Linked DNA regions of Mus musculus: region 1 is linked to region 2. The links are chromatin loops, found by intact Hi-C in ENCODE. Cell type or tissue: heart. All regions are shown on one strand. Each heading gives the region's core, and the rest is flanking DNA. Links, peaks and the distances in the headings are about the cores only. Region 1 has its middle 16 kb from the start of Gm41067. Region 2 holds the start of Plpp1 (phospholipid phosphatase 1).

Evidence for each region. Peaks named below come from ENCODE experiments on the same cell type or tissue, not always from the same donor. Only the 100,000 strongest peaks of a DNase experiment are listed, where the experiment ranks them.
Region 1: a loop joins it to region 2, with 2.6 times the contacts of the local background. A loop is called at or near these places in 10 of 42 quality-filtered maps.

What each region holds. Positions count from the first base shown.
Region 1 is chr13:112,747,795-112,758,345 of GRCm38, forward strand. No RefSeq gene overlaps it. Among named protein-coding and RNA genes, the nearest start is that of Gm41067, 16 kb to the right of the region's middle. In heart, for the core only: a CTCF peak has its summit at 7,233 (motif pointing left); DNase peaks (open chromatin) are centred at 3,827, 4,177, 5,907, 7,927 and 2 weaker places; H3K4me3 peaks cover 670 bases; H3K27ac peaks cover 4,947 bases.
Region 2 is chr13:112,794,653-112,804,741 of GRCm38, forward strand. It overlaps Plpp1 (phospholipid phosphatase 1), which reads left to right and starts at 6,125. Exons shown (of 6, transcript NM_008903.2): 1 at 6,125-6,614. The coding sequence starts at 6,557. It overlaps Gm41067 (a long non-coding RNA gene), which reads left to right. Exons shown (of 3, transcript XR_873969.2): 3 at 4,621-4,719. In heart, for the core only: no CTCF peak of the experiment used is centred there; DNase peaks (open chromatin) are centred at 6,109 and 6,859; H3K4me3 peaks cover 2,237 bases; H3K27ac peaks cover 2,054 bases.

The DNA of each region.
Region 1 (10,551 bases), core at 894-8,893, 48 kb before region 2:
TCCTATTTTCAAGTTTCACTGTGTGTGTGTGTGTGTGTGTGTCCTTATTAAGTTTAAGTAGGGTTACTTACGTGAGCATTGGTAAAGAGATATTTACAAGAGCAGATCGGGGTAGTAATTTCAGATCAAAGACTGGAAGGCTGCAAGACTTCGATAGAGAAGATGTCTGGCTGCCCCACCCAGGTCTGCCAGGCACTCACTGTTATTTAACAGTGCTGAGGGCTTCCTCAACGGCTTGTGTGTAGCAGGTGAAAGATGCTTCATGCTGGGTGCCTTTGGGGACAGAACTTCTCTGAAAATGGGAGAATCACAGAGCGGCATTCCAGTGGTGTGACACTAACCAAGGGTGCCCTGTGTCCCCATCACCCCAGGGGTAGCCTGCTCACTAGTACATCCTCATGAGGGCTATACTGCTTCCCCTTCTCGTTCCTACATCCTCATTCCCAGGCTGGGATCTCTTTTGTGTAACCTGCTTGAGCCCCCCTCCTTGTCTCTGACTCTGTATCTGGAAGGCCTGGCCTAACACAAGGAGGAACTTCCCTTCTGTTGGGAGGGTGACATATCCTTTGGAGAACTGACTGTGGCTAACAAGCATAGTCTTTCTGAAGAGAAACAAGACTCTTCTTGGAACAAGGTGGAGGGACTATTTTTATATAAGCAGGGGGAGCTACAAATGTTGGGGCTGAGATGTGTCAGGTCTAAAAGAAACTCCAGACAAGTGGTTAACTGGTGCCTGTTAGTAGACACGTTAAAGTACATGCTGGCTTCCAGACTCTCTCAGCAACACAAGTACCTGTTACAAAGCCAGATACCCAGGCTCCTCTCACCTCAATCCCTACCCTAAACTTCTCCAGATCCCCTTCCCCCGCCATCATTCCTATAGAAATCCATCTTGTCCATGTGTTCTCTTGGCTCTTTCTTGACTCTCTTGGTCCTCCTCCTCCTCCTCCTTCTTCTTCTCTCTCTCTCTTCCTCCCTCTCTCTCCCTCTCTTCTCTCACACACACATACACGCACGTACCCTACCTCTCCTTTCATGGCAGGGTTCAGTCAGCTAGCCATGTTCAGCATACTACTTTGTCTCCCCCACGCTGGACTCTTCCAGATGCCTCTGGCTATAGCCTCCCTCACATCTACAATAAAAACCTTCCCTTCAACCAGACCCGGCAGGGAGTCACGTCCTCACTTTACACAACATGTAGAGGTCAAAAGTCAACTTTGTGGCATTAGTTCTTTCCTTCCACCCTATGGGTGCCATGAGTCAAACTCAGGCCCTGTGCTTTGAAGGCGAGCAGTTCATCCACGGGATGCTCTCCCTTGGCTCTACCTCAATAACAGTTTTCTGGTGTTTGCTTGTTGTTTGTTTGTTTCCAGACAGGGTTTCTCTGTGTAGCCCTGGCTGTCCTGGAACTCACTCTGTAGACCAGGCTGGCCTTGAACTCAGAAGTCCACCTGCCTCTACCTCCCGAGTGCTGGGATTAAAGGCGTGCACCACCACACCCGGCCAGGGGCCATGCACTCTTATCGTGCCCTTTGGAAAGCTAGTATGCGACTAGCTTCTTCATGCTTTTGGAGGTAATAATAGAAGCTAGAGTTCTTATGGCAAGCTCTCCTAGGGCCAGCTGGCTAATCCTTATCCCTGGGTGCCCAGTGCCTGTCCCTAGCTCTATCCCTGCCTACCAGGATTTTTCTGGAAAATTCTTGTGCCAGACATAGAATCTGGTGCACCTACCCTGAAGGAAAATAAAGCCCACTCAAGTTACCTGATCCTTCTGACCTTCCTAATGCCCTTACGAAAATCTCATTTTGCAACCGAGGCAGCTTTAGTGGCAGTGACAATCCTTGCTGATAATTTTTGATCGCCTTTCTAGTGAGAACTTCACCCTCTTGGGAAGAGCCATTCCCAAGGGTCCATATCACTCCATCCCCTATAAATGTCCCTCCAGCAGAGAGTGATGGCATGTACCTGTCAATTCCAGCACTCAGAAGGCAGCGGCAGTAGGGCAGCAAGTGCAGGGCCAGCCTGGTCTACTTATCAAGCTCTAAACCTTGTCTCAAACAAAACAAAACACATTTTTCTCCAATTAGAAAACTGTCATGGTGTATATCCTAGTTTCACTTTGGTTGCTGTGATAAAATACTGCCCCCCCCCCCAAAGGCAACTTACAGAAAAGGAAACTCTCCAGAGCAACTCCAGGTGACAGTTCATTATTACAGGGAAGTCACAGAGGCAGGAGCTTGGGACAGTGGGCCACATCACATGCACAGTCAAGATAAAGAGAAGCAAATGCAAACATGCTGCCAGCTTGCTTTGTCACAGTCTCATACAGTTCAGGCCCCAGCCTAGGGATTGGTGCTGCTCAGAGTGGGCTACGTCTTCCTACATCAACTAACAATCAAGATAACCCACCAGGGGTCAACGTGATCTAGATAATTCCTCATTAAGATTCTCTTCCCAGATGATTCTATAGTGTCAAGTTGACAGTTAAAACTAGCCTGAATGACATATCTCAAGCCCATTTATAATTTTAATTTGATAAAAATCAGAGACACCATTGGTAATAACGATAAGAAACACAGCTGTGAACACAAGAGAAGATGAGAGTGGCTAATGATGTTCTCACTGAAAGAGCTGCTAAGAACAGGGTAGTGGCCCATACCTGTAACCCCAGCACACAATGCAGAGGTGGAAGGAAGAACTGAGAGAGCGAAGCAAACCTCAGCTAAGGAGCAAGGCCAAGGCCATCCTGGGACAAGGGATCCTGTCCCAAACTAAACAAATGAACAGAAAAGAATGAAGGGCCCTGGTCACTTTAAAAAGTTAACACAAGTCCTAAAACTGTAATGCCGATCACAGAAAAAGAGACTGCCTCTTTTTTTCCTGGGCTCCTTGAAAACAAATTCACTGGGCATAACTTACACCTGATGAGCGGCACCTAGTAGCACACGCCTTTAATCCTAGCAGGGGAGGCAGAGGCAGGCCCATCTCCATGAGTTTGAGACCAGCCTGGTCTCCATTGTGAGCTCCAGGACAGCCAGGGCTGTGTCTCAAAAACATGGAACAAATACATAGCCAAGGAGATAGGAGCAGAGTCTTGCCTCTACTCACACGTGCAGATGCCAGCCTGGGAGATGCCGGGGCTGATCTTCAGGCTCTTAGAGAACTATCCCTCCTGAAAGTACCCTTGCTCTCGGCAATCACATAACTTGTAGCTAGGCTAGGGGCAGGGTACCTGGAAGGAGGGGAGTTAGGGACCCTGTCTCACTCTATCGATCATTATAGTGAGATATGTATCCGTGTGTCTTATGGAATAGTATGTGTATCTGTTTGCTAGAGTTGTTATTACAAAGCACTACACACTGGGTGGCTTCCGCAATGGAAACTTATTCTTTCCTGGTTCTGGTGGCTAGACTTTGGTTGGTAGGTAGTCTTGGGTATTTTCTGAGGACTGTGCATGGCTGGGCAGTCTCTCCCTCTGCATGATATGCCTCTGAGTTTCCATTTCCTATCAGGCCCCCAATTAATCCTGGATTTGGGCCCATCCTGATGACCTTATTTTGAACTTAATTGCCTCTCTAAAGACTCGTATTTTTAAATAACATCCAACTCTGAGGACTCTTAGGACCTCGACATGTAAACACTGGGAGACACAATTTTATCTAAACACCAAGCAACCTGCCTGGCTTTGGTTTCCCCATTAGAGGAGAATGCGGGCCTCAGTCCTCCTTAAGAGCTCTTTCAGACCCAGTGTTCCAAGATTTACTCAGCCCTTTGCAGCTGCCAAACCTGGCCCCACCATTCACTTGGCTGTAACTACAAGAATTTTCCCTCCTTGGTCCTGCCAGGCAGGCCCGGAGCAGGAGGGAGATGCGTGAGGAAACGGTGCAAGGGTGGGGTTTCCTTTTAACTTTTTTTGTTGTTGTTTGCACTAGTTCTGTAACAGGACAAACATTCGGAGCAGAGTGAAACGGGGGTCCTGTCATCCTAAAGCAATGCCATGCTTCTTTTCCTAAATACGAGGTGTCGTGTGCGCCAGCTGCCATGACAAAATCCATCCAGGAGAGCCTAGGTAGTTTGTTCTCTCTGCCAATTCGCTGGCAGCAGAATGCTCCCCCAGCTGTCCTCCAGCCAGGCTAGGAACTAAGTGGAACCCGCCAGCCTCCGGGGTTGGGAGGGCTTAGAGACAAGAGGGGGCGGGGCTTAGAGACAAGCGCCAGAGGGGGACCCGGAGGGGGAAAAGGACAGGGAGGAAAGGGCAAGGGAGAGACAGATATAGAGGGGAGAAAGGAGAAAGGAAGAAGTGGGGGAGGAAGGGAGAGGAGAGGCAGGAAGGCAAAGAAAGACAGGAGGAAGGAGGAAGGAAATATCACTGGCCTGGAGGGGTAACCTAGTTTCTTTAAGGGGCCCAGACAGGAAGGGCAAAAGGCCGGGCTCCAGGCCTGGCGATCATAGAAATTACGGTCTGGTCAGCATCATCTTTAGGGAGAATTTAGAAAAATTGGGGTTTGCTTGCCTATAAATAAAAAAAAAAAAAAAAAAAAACATGGGTTTTTGAAAGCCTAACCTAAGGACACGAAACCTATATAAGGAAGCAGCGCCGGGCTGTAGTTAACCCAAGGCCCAGAGCAGTCCACTTCCTTTCTTTGTGTCTTTTTTTACTCCTAGTCTCTAAATGTGGAGATGGTAATGCCATTGCACTCGGCTCAACTTAAAAATACCTTCTTCTAAGCCACCTGACTCCCCGCCCTCACCCCCACCCCCACCCCCACCCCCACCCTCCGTACTTCTAGCCAGTAAGGAATCTTCCATGGTCACCTGATCATGGTCTAGTGAGCCTTGCTGGAAGCATCCAAGACTCCAGATGTTGAACACAGCCAGGGCACACAGCTCCACCACTCACCCTGACTGTCCTCCTCATCTTAAGAATGTGCCAAACCTTTATGTTCAAGCCTTTTTTATTAGGAGCACCTTGGCTTCCTATCCAAGTCATCTGGAGAGATTCCCCCGTGGGGCTTTCTTCCCAGCTTTTATGATGTTTAAGAGTGAGTCGCGGGTGCTGCTTTCTGGCTCTGAGTACATCCACGTCTTTCTTTCTCTTCCCACCCTGTGTGGCAGTGAAGGGAAAGGCCGGCCTTGTGACCCTGCTTCTTCTGCTACTAAATGTATGATTGGGAAAAGGGCCTCTGCAGGCAGAAAAAGTGGTTCATTTATCGTGAAAAACATTTGTGGTGTTGGTGGGTTGAACCTAATTATAATAACATGCAACAGCTTTCTCTGGCTCAGTCCTATATCTCAACTGGGTTCTCTCTCTCTCTCTCTCTCTCTCTCTCTCTCTCTCTCTCTCTCTCTCTCTCTCTCTCTCCTCGATGGTTCATCTCAACAGCAGGCACCTTGGGATGCTTATTAAACCCGGCATATGGGGAATCATATTCATTTCTATCTTTGAAAAATAACAAACAAATCAGATCTCTGGTAGCCCAGGCTAGCCTCAGATTCACTGTGTAGCTGAGAATGCCCTTCACTGTGGTCCTCCTGCCTCTGCTTCCCAAGTGCTGAGGTTACAGGTACACGCCATTGCTCTCTCTCCCTTTGTGCCTAGCTGGGGATCAAACCCCATGCTCTGTGCATCTACGCCAGCACTCTGTCCCCTGAATCACCTCCCCATCCATGTTCACTCGTTCTAAAGCAGAAATGATCTGTTTCCCCTGAACCAAGCACAGAGCTTAGTCATAAGGACACCAGAACAGGAAAGGCTTCCTGCCTGGGAGGAACTCTGTTCTACTGTCTCCTGGTCCGTGACAGCTTCTGGACTAGGGTTCACTTTAATTTTTTCAATGTGTGATACCCGTACTTCCTTTTCAAGGAAGACCTTGGCATCCTTGCTAGCACAGAGCATGGATATCTGCCAGATCTCTGACCCCAGCCAGACTTCCAGGCTCCTCTCGCTCCCATCCTTCCTGTCGATGCGCGGAGCCCTGTGCTGGGAGTGTCTACTGGAGTAGACACTCTGTCCACAGGTGAAGGTTAGGTCTTCCAGTTCCTGCGGATTTGACGTCACTAAGCCCTTGCTTCCATGGAGACTCAGTCTCATCCTTTATCCTCACAGTCCACCTCGGGCTAACCAGATCGGCGTGGGCTAAGAGCGCCTCTGTCATACAGGACAGTAGGACATCCGAGAGAGTGTTCTTCTGTTTCCCTTAGCCAAGTCTAGATGACTGAGTTGTCAGAGTGATAACTGGTGGCCGCAGCCCAGCTGGGTCCCCTATTTGTAACCACCTGTGGGGCCTTGCCTTCTGTCAGGGTATGAGGACAGAGAAAGTTTCCTGAGCAGAGGAGTAAAAATGAGTACTGGGCACAGCCAAGGAAACCATACAGCAGTAGGCCATTCCAAATGCTTAGCCTGCGTCTAGCATGGGAGGCAATCAGACATCCCCTCATGCTTGCTTTGTAAGGGGCCCTGTGCTCTTCATAAACATCCATGTGGAACAAGCTAGAGGTGCCACTGTAACAACCCTCCAAGGAGCTGAGGCAGGAGGATTGAGAATTCCCTGTCAGCTTGAGCTACAGAATGAGACTCTGCTTGTCCCCCTCCCTAAAAAAAAAAAGGAGCCCCTGAAACCAGAAAGCTGTTCTAGATAGGCACTAACCACAACAACAACAACAACAACAACAACAGCAACGACAACAGACAATAAAATGGTAATGCATGATCCCTAACTGGATAATAGGTTGAAAAAGGTACAGCTGTAAAGGACTCTGTGTGTGTGTGTGTGTGTGTGTGTGTGCGTGTGTGTGTGTGAGAGAGAGAGAGAGTATCTGTCTGTCTGTCTTTCTGTCTATCTGTGTGTGTGTGTTTGTATGTATATGTGTGTGTACTTGTGTGGGTGTGTGCATGTGTGTGTATTGTGTATATATGTGTATAGGGGTGCATGTATGCGTGCGTGTAAAAAAGTGCAAATACAAAAAAAAATGCAGACAACCTGCCCCTGCACTGCTTTCTCTTGTCAGCTGTTTGAAAATTCCAAAATAATAAGTTAGGATACTCCCATGATCCAGAGGTGGGTGAGTGGACATAGAGAATAAACAGTTATGAATAGTCTGACAACAGCTGGGGACAGAGTGACAGAGAAAAAAAAAAAAGCCAGGTGGCAAAGCAGACACAACAGGAGGACCTTGCAGCTTGGAACCCACCTGGAAGCTTGTCTGTGACACCATCTGGTGACCAGGTGTGGAAGCAACATGGAAATTCCAGGCCCAGTGACAAGCGAAGAACTCCAGTTGTGTCACATGGGCCCTTGGGAGGCTCAAGGCTTGGGAAATGCCTAAGGATCAAGAGGCCAGATGGGGCAGAAGCCAGTAGGGGCTGACTCATCTGCCTGCTCCCCACGGTGGTGGTGAAGCTCTCGTGAGGAGGTGGATGCCTCACTGGGCTCTGTGGGCCTTCACGGATTAAATATTGCTTTGTCAGGTTGTGACAAATCAAGATCACAGATATTAGAGCTGACAAGGTGGCTCAGCAGGTAGGTGTGTGCGTGCGTGCGTGCGTGTGTGTGTGTGTGTGTGTGTGTGTGTGTGTGTGTGTGCTGAAAAATAAATGAAGGCAAAAAAATCTTAAGATCCTGCATCGCTAATTTCCATCAATTTTATCTTCTCCTTCTGCAGGAACTTCTGCCTGTGTCTGCTCCTTGCCTGATTTTATTCCATTGTGACGTGTGGAAAATATTAGCAGCTCTCTCGCCAGTGCCTTAAAATGCCTGAGTACAGAATGAAAACTGCAATCTGTCAAGGCTGGATTTGGACTCAATCTGTGACACGTAGTTTCCAAAGACCACGGAGCTGAGTCCTAATGTGACCGGGCTTTCCAAGCCGAGGACACTGCGGTCCTCTGCCACTTCCATAGTTGTCTCCTGATTCCTTTTTGTGTCTCCGCTGTGCTGAGCAGAGCTCCCCCAAATCCTGGAGAGGCCAGCAGTTTAACCGATGCACGCTGGCTCCTGAGTTTCTCCGCCATACATGAGGGTGTGTAGTGAGGTCAGCCAGGGGCTGGGGTGGTAGATCCAGCAAAGCTGAGCTGACTCCCTGTTGACCACGTGGCTCAGTAACAAAGCAGCTGTGACAAGTTGCCAGGGTCTGAGAAGAGACTCAGGAGTGGATGGGCTCCTGCTGTGAGAGAGGGAAAAGCCACTGGGCTTGCCTTGACTGTGATTAATGTACAGGATTCAGCCAAGAGACAGCTCTTCTCGGGAAACCATAATATTTGCAGAGTGGATTCAAACAAACTCCACGCATTCTGTCTCCCCTCTCTGCAAATCCCTATGTTCTGGGCTGTGTGTGTGTGTGTGTGTGTGTGTGTGTGTGTGTGTGTGTGTGTTCGCAAATATGTATGTGCACACATGTGTGGAAGGCAAAGTTTGATATCAGGTGTCTTTCTCTAGTGCTCTCCACCTCGTATTTGTAGGCAAAGTGTCTCACTAAAATTGGACTTTACCCATTCCATGAGACCAGCTAGCCACTGAGTGCAGGGAGCCTCCTGTCTCTGGCTACCCAGTGCTAGGATTACAGATCTATTCCACCATACCCAGCTTTATACCCAGGTTCTGGGAATCCAAACTTGGGTCCTCAGACCTGAGTATGACAAATACTTTTCCAACTGAACCACCTTCCTAACTCCTTAATCTCTTTTGTACTTTGTCTTTTAGTCCTTCTCTAAAATGTGTATTTGAACAGAGGAAGCCAGGTCTGGTAGTACTATAATCCTAGAACTTAGAGGTAGAGATGAGAGGATCAGGAGTTCAAAGCCATCCTTTGCTACATTATTGGTAAACCCATCTAAAATATAGATTTGTTAAAGAAGACACCCAATATTGATCTCTGGCCTCCACACACACTCATATATATGCACACACACCTGCACACACATGTATGCACACACACCCATATACATACACACAATCAAAAACTTGTTTGATTTTTTTGTGAGGGGACCACAAATCTATGTGCCATTCTAGTAGTCCCAGTCCAGAACATTTTGAAAGTATTGTTGGGACCCCAGCAGAATCTAGATGCTGTGATTTGAAGATTTAGTCCCCAAAGGCTCACACAATGGAAGTTTGGCTTCTAGTGTGGCCCTGCTGAAGTAGTGGAGCCTTGAAGAGGTTGGACCTACAGGAAAATCAAAGGTCATGGGGTTCCATGCTCGACAACGTTGTCTAATTGAAGTAGGGTTAGTTCCCAAAGACAAAATTGTTATGAAAAGAGTGTCTCCAGCCCTGTGGTGTTTCACTTCTGCTCCCAGCATGCTCATTTTTAGGTCATCCACCATAAAACTTTCTCTAGGGCTGAGCCAATGCCAGCATAGGAATTTTTTATCTTTATAAAGCATTGGACCTCTAGCATTTTGCTACAGCAACAAAAACAACAAAAGGCCATGATATAAAAAGGTGTCTTTCATCTCTTCTCCCCTAGAAAGAATAAGATTCACTTTTGGGTCATGTCTGCCTATGAGGCCACACCCAAGCTGTTTTGAATGTTTCCCTTGTGTGCTGAGAACTTGTCAGATGAGAACCACCATTTCTTCATTAAAGGGCTGAAAAGTATCTTTTGCTGGGAACGTCTGACCCATGAGCTGTCCCTTTGTGTCCTCACAAGGTGAGGCCTCCAGGGTGTGGCTGGCCTCCCTGATGCTCTGCTCTGTGGGTTTCTGTTCGTTCAGCATCCCGGTTCCAGTGACACTTGCATCACTCTGAAGTCATAGCACAGTGTACCAGCTGCTCGCTCTTCCTGCCATTCACTTTCGCTGCTTTCATCTCTAAACGCAGGCTTCGTGGGAGAAAAACTGTGGGAAAGTTGGTCCCCAAAGCAATGGAAAGTTCCCAACTAGGAGACCAGCCCAGCCACCTATGATAGGAAAGACTGTGAGATAGCCAGCCACACTGCGTCAGCTACGGCAGGCACTAACAAAGACTGTGAAAATGGAAAAAGATTTGATTTTATAGTCCCACTATTCGTCTCAAAGGGAACAATGTGTCTTTGGGCAGCCAGTTTGAATTTGTTTGGCTTATCTCTTGGCTCCTTGGTCATTTTTCATTCTATTTCATTAGCAGACTCTGTTTCCCAGCTAAGATATCACCGTCTGTTAGTTCCCTGTTAATTCACAGTCACGATCTGTATGTTTCCTAGCCCTTCCCCTTGATAGAGAACTATTGTCCCCCAATGGTGTCTCATCTGGGAGTCTCCAGGGAGAATCTCACCTAGCTTACTGAAAAGCGCAGGGTTCCTATGAGTACCACCTCCATCTGCAGTGATGTCAGCTGCCCAGCCCCGTACTGCCCATCGGTTGTTTGAAGGTGATTCAAAGCCACCTCTGATATTCCCAGTCACCACCCCCTAGAGAACATCACCACCACCTTGACACGGCACGTTCAAGTGGAGGCAGATACTCTGGAAACCATGACACACCTATTATCGAAGTGATGCTACCACACAGCCAGTGTCTGTCAGGAGCCTTAAGCATTTCTGTTTCCGTCTCTCTTCCACTAAATGAATTTGCTC
Region 2 (10,089 bases), core at 2,090-10,089:
TTTTTGTCTCAGTCAAGGCTAAGGTAACTAACACAGACTCTGTTTTGAAGTTTAGCATAACCGAAGGGAGGAAATTTGTTTGTTTGTTTGTTTGTTTGGGGGGTAGTCTTCAGGAATACTCTTCCCAGCCCTGTGATACTTAGTTTTTGTTTGATGTCCTAGTTGCAGGGAGGAGAGCCACAGAACAAAAGCGAACTTCCCTAAGCATTTAAGGGATGCTCTGAGGATTCAGGTGCGGTCTAGGGCCAAGTTTGTCTCATCCCCCCAAGGGCTATTAGTGCTGTCACAACTTGAATTTTCTTTTGTAAAATTTCACCACCATTTCCACGTTGTTTGATTTATTTTGTCTCAGCATTGCTCCAGAACCTAATCACGATCATACAACTCCCCACGTGGGTGTGAACCCTACTCCAACACAGAGTAGTTCACCATCTTTCTTTTCCCAATTCAAAATACAGCACAGCACATACCTCAATGTCTATAACAGGGAAGGAGTTGATATATTTGAATGGACTTTGATTTATTAACTTTTTTTTGGAGACAGGGTCTCACTATGTACTAGAACTCACTATGTAGACCAGGCTGGCCTTGAACTCATCGAGATCCTCCTTCTTCTGCCTCCCTAGAGCTGAACCTAACTAAAGGTGTGTGCCACCATGTCTGCCTACTAACCTAATGTTTAAAGTCCTGTTATTTAGGACTTCTGAGTTGGGGAGCGCCTGTTAACATCTCAACTCTGTACTTCCTTCTCACCCAGAAACTCACTGTTGGTGTGGTAGAGGGCCAGGAAAGAATCCGAGAGTCACCTCCCTATGGCATCTCTCCAGGGCTCCCACTCCAGTCTGTAAGCCTGCTGTACACCAGCACACTTCTGTACAATACTGCATTCATTCAGCTATGTGCCTGGCTTTCTCAGTGGGTGGCAGGCTACTTGAGAAAAATGTCCTTTCCTGCTCATTTTGACCCTTTCACAACTGTGTCCTGAGACTGGACTACATTGTTAGATCAATGAAAGTTGCACAAATCACTCAATCGTTGGGGAAGGCAAATAAGCTCACACCTATTAGAATTATGAGTACCCAAAAGACAAAAGATTCAGAACAGTGGATATATGGTGATACAAGAATTTTTATATACTATCTGTGGGGTGTAAATTAGCATAACTGTCATGGAATTTCTCCAGAACATTAGGAATAAAATTACCCCATAAACCTCCCCCCCAACAAATCCCACAGCTGGGTGTATGTATATCCAAAGAAGATGAAACTTGTATATTGAAGAGACATCAGCACATCCATGTTTATGGCAGCACTGTCTACATTGGTCAAGACATGAGATCAACAGATATGTAAGCGGAGAGCAAGAGAGAGACGGAGAGAGTCTAGTTATTAAAAGAATGAAATCCTATAATTTGTCACACATGGGAACCTGGAGAACACATACTTAAGTAAGTCAGGCACAGAAGGAAAACTAATGTCTGGTCTTGCTCATGCATGGAATCTAAAGATGATCTCAAGCGGAAGACTGTCTGGGATGGTGCTTGCCAAAGGCATGAGTGATTGCGAAGAAGAGAAAGGGAGATGCTGACCAACGGTTAAACAATTACAGGCGGATGGGGTAGGGAGAAGAAGACCAGGGTGGGCAATTATATAGATACGAAAAGTAGATAAGTGATTGCCTAGGGCCCAAGGATGGGAGAAGAGAAATCCGAAAGGATCACTCGTCAATAGCGCTAAAGTTTCTTTCCTGACTGATCAAAATGTCTTACCATCGATCATGATCCGTCAACTCTGAGAACATACTCAAAGTGTCAAGGCTATATACTTTCAACAGGTGAACTGTAGGATAGATGAGTTAAAAGTTAGACAACGTATTGTTATTGTGTGTATATAATACGTGTGCATGAGGAGGGTCCACTTGTGCCATGGTGCACGTGCGGAAGTCAGAGGACAGCTTTAGCAGTCAGTGCTCTCCTTCCACTTTTGGTTCTGGGGCTTGAGCTCAGGTCGTTGGGCTTGTACTGCAAGAGCTTTTATGTGCTAAGCAATTTTGCTGGCTTGTGAATTATCTAATAGAACTGTTTTTTCTTAAATGATATTAAAATGGAGGAATAAATAATGAACAAGGGCATTGATCAGAATTTGCTCCTGCTTTTTTTGGGGGGTAGGGATATTGGAGGACTGAGTGTCTCTTACTCCGTAACCCAGACTAGCTCATAACTTTTTAGTAGCCTAAACTGGCCTTGAACTCAGGATCCTTCTGCCTCTGCCTCTGCAGTGCTGGGAAGAAAAGTGCAGCTTTTCTTCCTCCTCCTCCTCCTCTTCCTCTTCTTGTTCTTTCCTTTTTCATTGAGGTCTTGTTATGCAGTCCAGTTAACCTTGAAATGAGTGCTGACATTTAGTAAGATATTTTGAAAATTCACCTGTTTGGTTTTGTTTGTTTGTTTGTTTGGTGTGCCAGCAAGTGTGAGTGTGCACGTGTGTGTTTTGTGTGAACACGTTTGTGCTTGTGTAGGCCAGGTACCAAGCACTGTCTTCCTCAATCCTGCTCTACTTTATTTCTTTCGGACAAGGTCTCTCACTGAACCTGCAGCTCCTGAGAGGCTGGCCTGGCCAGGTAGGAAGCTCCAGGAACCGGATGTCCCCACCTCCTCGGTTATGGGGTTACAGGTGCTCACTGATAGTTTAGAATCTCTCTCTCTCTCTCTCTCTTTGTTTTGTTTTGTTTTGTTTTGTTTTGTTTTGTTTTGTTTTGTTTTGTTCTGTTCTGCTTTTCAAGACAGGATTTCTCTGTACATCTCTGGCTGTCCTGGAATTTAGCCTGTAGTTCAGGCTAGCCTCGAACTCAGAGATCCACCTGCCTCAGCCTCCTGAGTGTTGGGATTAAAGGCGTGTGCTGTCCAGCTACTGTCTGGCTAGCTATGCTCAGATTTTTGCATGGGTGCTGCGAATCCAAACTCAGGTCCTTGTGTTTGCATAACAAGCCTTTTACCAACTTAGCTATTTCCCTCGCTCTTGAAACTTCACATTTGAATGAAACACTTTAGAAGTAGATATTTCTTCTAATTTCGAGTGGTTGCTATCTATAATAGCTTCAGTTGACTTATTCCATCATCCAATATGTCTCTGGAGTCTAGACTTTAGGATTACAGACAGTTATGCTTGGATGAAAGGTTCTTGGTACCAGTTCTTTATAGGTGATGCATGCACGGTATATTGTGTTTTATGTCACCTAACACAACCAATGTCTTGTCTGAAATTCAGTGAGGCTAGGTTTGACCACCTGAGTTCATGTGATGACAGCCTGGTCTCTTTTATAAAAGTAACCTTTCTCTCTTGTCAATGATAAACTATGGATGGGCAAATGGTAGAACATGGCCCTCTAAATTCCTATCACCCTGTTTCCTAACAGGGTTAACATCTGCTCATTCATAGTCTGCTCATTTATCAGTTCCCACCTGTCCTGGCTAGGTTTTTGTTCTTGTTTTGTTTTGTTTTTTTGTTTGTATTTTTTTTCCGAGACAGGGTTTAGCCCTGGCTGTCCTGGAACTCACTTTGTAGACCAGGCTGGCCTCGAACTCAGAAATCCTCCTGCCTCTGCCTCTCCAGTTCTGGGATTAAAGGCATGCGCCACCACGCCAGGCCAGAGTTCATTTGTTGTTGTTGTTGTTTTCAATTTGACACAAGCTACAGTAATCTGGGAGGAGGGAATCTAGATTAAGGAACTGCCTTCATCAGACTGACCTATAGAGTCTGTAGGGCATTTTCCTGATTCATGATTGATTTGGGAGGGTCCTACTCACTGTGGGTGGTGCTGGTCCTGGGTGGTATTAGAAAGCTGGGGAGCAGGCCATGGGGAGCAGGCCAGTAAACAGTTTCTCCACTGTCTCAGCCTTGATTCCTACCTCGAGATTCCTGCCTTTAATTCCTGCCCTGACTTCCCCTCATGAGAGATTACAACTATAAACTTAAATAAACCCCTTCGCCCCCCAAGTTGCTTCTGTTCATGGTCTTTATACAGCAACAGAAACCAAACTAGGATGGTAGCTATCTGAAAGGAGATTTCCCATCAGCGGAACTAAAAAACTTCCATGTATGGGCAGTTGTCCCGGAATTCCTGATTCTCTCGCTTCCGGTCTTCAGTGTTAGAACTACAGGTGGATACCACCGTGTCCAACATCTTCATCTCAAAGCTGTTTAGGGAAGCCATCTTGCCTAGACTATACCTGGCACATAGTATGTGCTTGATAAAAGTTTAAAAAAAATAGTCATCTAAATGTATTATGACCTGTAGCCTCCCCCAGCCTCGAAGCAGGCTGATCCAGACTTTGACCTTGCTGCCACTACGGAGATTACCTAGGGTGGAGCCTTTCGACCTAGATGGCTCTATTGTTCTGTCAATTGCCACTGGTCTCCTCCAAGACACTGCTACCTGCTGAGAGGGCCCTGAGATATTCAGGAGGAACATCCTATCCTGCATGTCGCCTACAGGCTGGCTCCAGACACCAAGAATGGACTGGGCGGGGGATGGGCCTTCCCCTTATAAGCACACTCTCTTAGTAAACTGGCGAGACTTGAACAGGGAATCGTTTTGGCTTCATTATTTCTCTCGCCGTCTAAGTCTTTTTCAGCCCCAGCCTGCCTTCCAGGTGTACCCGGTTCAAGTAGGCCGCGGGGCTGGCATACAACAATGACCATGCTACCTAGGACTCTTGTAACTCTGGAGGTAAGGAAAACAACGAAATAATAATAATAATAATAATAATAATAATAATAATAATAATAAATAATAATGCCACATCTTTTTGCGTGTAAATTGTTGAGAGCTTTTAGAAACAATTAAAATAAGTTGAAATTTAAAAATCCATATATCTTTAAAATAAGAATATACTTTTACAAATACACATTTTTATGGCTTATAGTTGCACTTGGAAACACATCTGACTCCCCTTGGGAAGTAGCATCTTTCCACTCACTGGTCTTTTGGGATGCTTGGCAGGAAATACCTGAGAAAACAGAAGGCACATTCTGTGATTTGTATTTTACATCTTCCTATAAGAAGAAAAACCCCAGGGGTGCTGGCTCATGCCTGTAACGCCTTGGGAGGTAGATGCAGGAGTTAAGACCATTTTCGGCTACACAGCCGAATGTGAGGCCTGCCTGGGCTAAAGGAGTCTCTGTCAAAAAAAAAAAAAAAAAAAAAGTCTTGAGCAAGGAGGAAACCATGTATTGTTAAGATTGGTAGTGGTGGTTTAACTCTTTATAAAGCAATTGTCACATTATCTTCTCTGAGTCTCACCACTTCCTCTTAATTAGAATAGACAGCGGGGATCATTGAGATCCTCTTTTTACACATTTGGAAACTGAGATTACTAAATGTGTTCTGGAGGCCTCCTGGGAATGGGTACGGGGACTGCCACTATTGAATCATTGATATTTCTTAAGACATAGTTAACTCTATTGTTTGTGTGAGCATGGCTGAAGCTGCGCTACTGATCAAAAATAAGGCCCCTCCGTGCTAAAGCCAGAGCTCTACCATTGAACAAGTCTCCAAACTCCTCCCAAGTGAAGTCCCAACGAAGTCTATTGCAGTAGGAGACATGACTTGCAGTTAGCGGAAACTGAGCTGGAGATTCGAAGTCAGTGAACAGAACATGACTAAGAAGACATTAATGGCAGGGGTATTCTTGCTAAGGGTAGACTGCGGATTTACGTACACCAAAGGCGGGAGGGTTCAGATATTAAGTATTAGAATATCAAGAATGACCAGAGGGCAAGAAGGATTCTTGCTAGAATGAAGCTCAGCTACGACCAACAGGAAGGCCAAGGTGCAGGCCCCTCACAGAAAGGGGCTTAGAGGTAACTCATTTAAACAGTTTGGAGGGAGAGCCCATGGGAGGAGAAGGATGGCGGGCAGCAGGAGCTATGGAATGGTGTATCGGGGTCTGGCTCTCCTTTAAAGGAAGCATCGCCTAGCACTAAAGGGCTGAATGGACTAAAGAGAGGACTCCCAATCCCTGCAATTGGCCCCGCCCCGTTAACCAGCTTCCAGATTCGGGGCGGGCTCCGCAAGTCGGCGGGGCGGGGCCGATGGCGCTGATTGGCTGTCTGCGCTGGCCTGGGTTTCGTCCCCGCGCGCTGCAGCCGGCGAGACCGCGCACTGGCCGGAGCGGCGCGCCTGGGGCGGGAGGAGCGGTGTTCCTCCAGTCCTCATCCTTAGAGCTCGCCCGGCCTGTTGGAGAGGGCACAGGGCAGCGGAGGGCGATTGGCCGCGACGAGCCAGCACTGAGAGAGCAGGCGCCTGAGGCGACAGATCGGCGGCCACTGGCCCAGTACCGGGTCCGTGAAGGGAAAAGTCCGGGACACGATTGCCCTCGGTGGCAGGGCGGCCCAATCCAAACTGCCCTGGTCCCTGCTCCCGTCAGTCTAAGAGGCTCGCAGTCGCTTGGGGCGGCCGCCATCCCGAGGGCGGGGCTCTGGGAATTGGGTATCTGGACCGCCGCGGTCTGTTCCTCCCGCCACTCGCACCAGGTGGTGACACCATCCAGCCGGTGACCATGTTCGACAAGACGCGGCTGCCGTACGTGGCCCTCGATGTGATTTGCGTGTTGCTGGGTACGTAGGCGCCGCGGCCCGGGGGTCTTCCAGGCGGAGCCGCGCACCGGTGTGGGGTGGGTGTGCCCGGCGTGCGCGCGCGCGCGTGCGCCGGTGGCTGCGGAGAGAGTTGTGGGGAGCCGTTTGCGCAGCTCGGGGGGCCGGGGCTGGGTGGGGGTGGGGGTGATCCCCGCTTCTGCATCCAACACTCTGGCTCCAGCGTGGGCTCTCCCTGCCTGTCTGCCGGTGCGCTGAGTCTAGCCCTGCTTGGCCTCTGTTCTCGCCTGTGCTGTTACCCTCTGTTTCCCGGCCCACTCTAACAGGCAGGGTGGGCTCCTCCCTCTGCACCGTGCAGAGAATCCTGGTCTCTGGCTCATCAGGTTCTGCAGCGAAGCTGGAGGTTCGGTACACTCGGACTTTTCCCTCCCTGGGAACAGGCAGGCAGGCAGGCAGGCAGGCTTCAGTGCCCAGCTTATCATAACTTGGTGAGAAGCACTTGAAAGTTTTCTTCGTCTATAAAAGGTTTAGAACGTTCCTAATTAGAAGGCGTCGTCAGGTTGTAAATTGTCAGGTTGCAGGAGCGATGGAGATGGCCAGGTTTCTGCCTGATGAGGTCTGAAGAAGCTTGCTTTTCCCCATCCCATCCCGTAGAAGTCCTGCTATTGGCTTATAGCGCAGCCCTTGCCTTGGTGTGCCTGTCTCCTGTGACAGCCTGGCACGGAGCGCCTTTAGCTTCTTTAATTTCTTTAGCTACAGCAAAGTTAAGGTTATTTCCCTGGTGGAAGACTTCAATTCTGGGGTCTTTCGTCTCCAGATGTTTTTTTTTGTTTTGTTTTGTTTCTCCTTCAGGAGAAACAAAAACAAAACTTCCCAAACCTCCAAAACTAGAGTCATCTTGTCAAGGGATAGGCATGGAAGGGGTAGCTTTCACTTTTTTTCTTTTTCTTTTTTCTTCTTTTTTTTCCTGTATCGTGTCTGTCACTTGTAGACCATTGGGTCAGGCAATTTACCTAGTTGTAAGCTGTTGGAAGTTTGGGTGGTGGGACTCTGGTTTAAGTAACTGACATAGTCCTGGCGAGTTTTCAAGGCGACTGAACTAGTGGCTTTTGCATCCTAGATACAAATCAGCATAATGGTTCCTCAGAGATAGGAAATTTCCCCAGGCTTTAACTTAATCTCGCTGTTCTAGACTATTCCTCTCTCTTGCTTCCAGCCTGACCATTTAGGTGCCTATAATCTTATAAAATTGTTAAAATTTTAGTACCTGTTTTTTTTAAATGCATTTTCTCTCTCTCTCTCTCTCTCTCTCTCTCTCTCTCTCTCTCTCTCTCTCCTTCCTTCCTTCCTTCCTTCCTTCCTTTCTTTCTTTCTTTCTTTCTTTCTTTCTTTCTTTCTTTCTTTCTTTCTTTCTTTCTTTCTTTCTTTTTTGAGACAGGGTTACTCTGTATAGCCCTGGCTGTCCTGGAACTCACTTTGTAGACCAGGCTGGCCTCAAACTCAGAAATCCGCCTGCCTCTGCCTCCCGAGGGCTGGGATTAAAGGCGTGTGCCACCACGCCCGGTTTAAATGCATTTTCTTAAAGAGTTCCTTTTTTTTTTTTTTTAAAGAAACTTCTTTATTTGGAAGGACCCCCCCCCCCCCCCCCCCCCGCGCCACCTTTCATTGAGGAATTCACTCTGCGGGATTCAGTCTTAGGACATCCATTAGGATGTGGTGACCTGTAGCCCAGGCACTTGTGGTGCAGAGGTAGGAAAATGTTTAGTTCAAGACCAGCTTGGGCTACCTAGGGAGAGCCCGGGTCACTAACCAAGAACAGCCTTTATAGAAACATCTTTTCAGATATCGGGGTAGATTATTTTAAGTTATTAGTTTATGAACTATTTCCCCGTTCTCTCTTTTCTGCCTTCTTTCCTTTCCCTTTCTTCCCTCTCTCCTTTCCTTCTTTCTTCCTTCTTTCTAGATAGGGTCTTGCTGTGCAACCTGGTTTGGAACCTGTGTCCTCTTCTTCCTCGGCCTCAGTGCTGGGAATATCGGCACGCTCTCCCGTGCCTGGCTAAAGTATGGTGTTGCTTTTCTACGGACCCAACATTGATGAGGAGCGCTGAAAACAATAGGGCCTCACAGCTAATGTTAATAACATGAAGCCATATGGTAGATTTATACTTTCTAATTATACTTTGTAATTTCTAATTAAAATTAATTAATTTTGTTTCAGTATACCCAAGCACAGTGCTCCTAGTCCTCCCCCCCACCCCCCCCCCCCAGATCCACTCCTCTGTTTCCCCTCAGAAAAGAGCAGGCCTCCCAGGTGTATCCACGGAACATGACATAATCAGAGACAGTGAGATTAGCCACGAACCCTCATATCAGGGCTGGAGGGAAGTTGATGTGGTTGCCTGGTGCCCTGTCTCATGTTTGTAATCCCATCCCTCACATGGTTAAAATAGGAAGATTCCTGAGTTAGAGGCTGGTCTGGGTTGCGCAGCGAGTTCGGGTCAGCCTCAAATTTCTATTGAACAAATAAACTGACAAAGATCATGTACAGTGGGAAAACACATATGCAGTGCAGTTTTATTAATTCTGTTTTCTGCCAGGTGGCCTATATTTGCAACATGACACATCCTGTTGACCTCTGAGTCATCTTATAGTAATGTAATTGGCCTTACAGTTTCAGGAATATGCTCTCCTAAGCCATTGTCAATATCTACAGTTTCTTCCCATACTTCTTGTTGTTTTGTTTTGTTTTTTGAAACATGGGGCCTCACAGCTCAGCCAGGCCTAGAACTCACTATGTAGACCAGGTTAGATTTGAACGTCTGCCAGTCCTCCAGCCTCTGAAGTGTTAGATACAGGCATGAACCATCTTACCCAGCTTAGTGATTTGAAGCAAAGCTCTTCTGAGGGATTCTGTATTACTTTAGGTTTGCTTTTATAAAAAAACACCTCACCACTTGAATATTTTTACATAAATTATCATTTTTTTCTAATTTTCATTTTACCTCCGTTAGTGTTTTGTCTGCATATATGTTTGTGTGAGGATGTTAGACTTTGGAGTTGCAGACAGTCATAAGCTGCAGTGTGGATGCTGAGCATTGAACCAGGTCCCTTGGAAGAGGAGTAGGTGTTCTTAACCATCTCTCTATCTACATCTATTTGAATGTTATTTTATCTATTTATTATTATTGTTGTTGTTGTTGTTGTTAGCTGTTATTGTTGTTGTTTTTCTTGGGCTGCTGCAGAAATTTCTTTAAAAGTAGTTCAGTGTATTGTCAAGATCTCCCAGATTTCCCTTTTCCTAAGTAGAAAGTAGCCTACTTATTTTAGTTAGCTATGAACAAAATGTACTTCGATGTGGTAACATCAGCCCCCACAATTAACACCACGTGAGAACACTGATGCAGATACAAAGTGTTTTTAAGGCTGACTTCTGGAAGACAGATTTATAGTAAACTTACCTTTCTAGGAGAGTGTAAGGATTGTACTAAACTTGGGATTT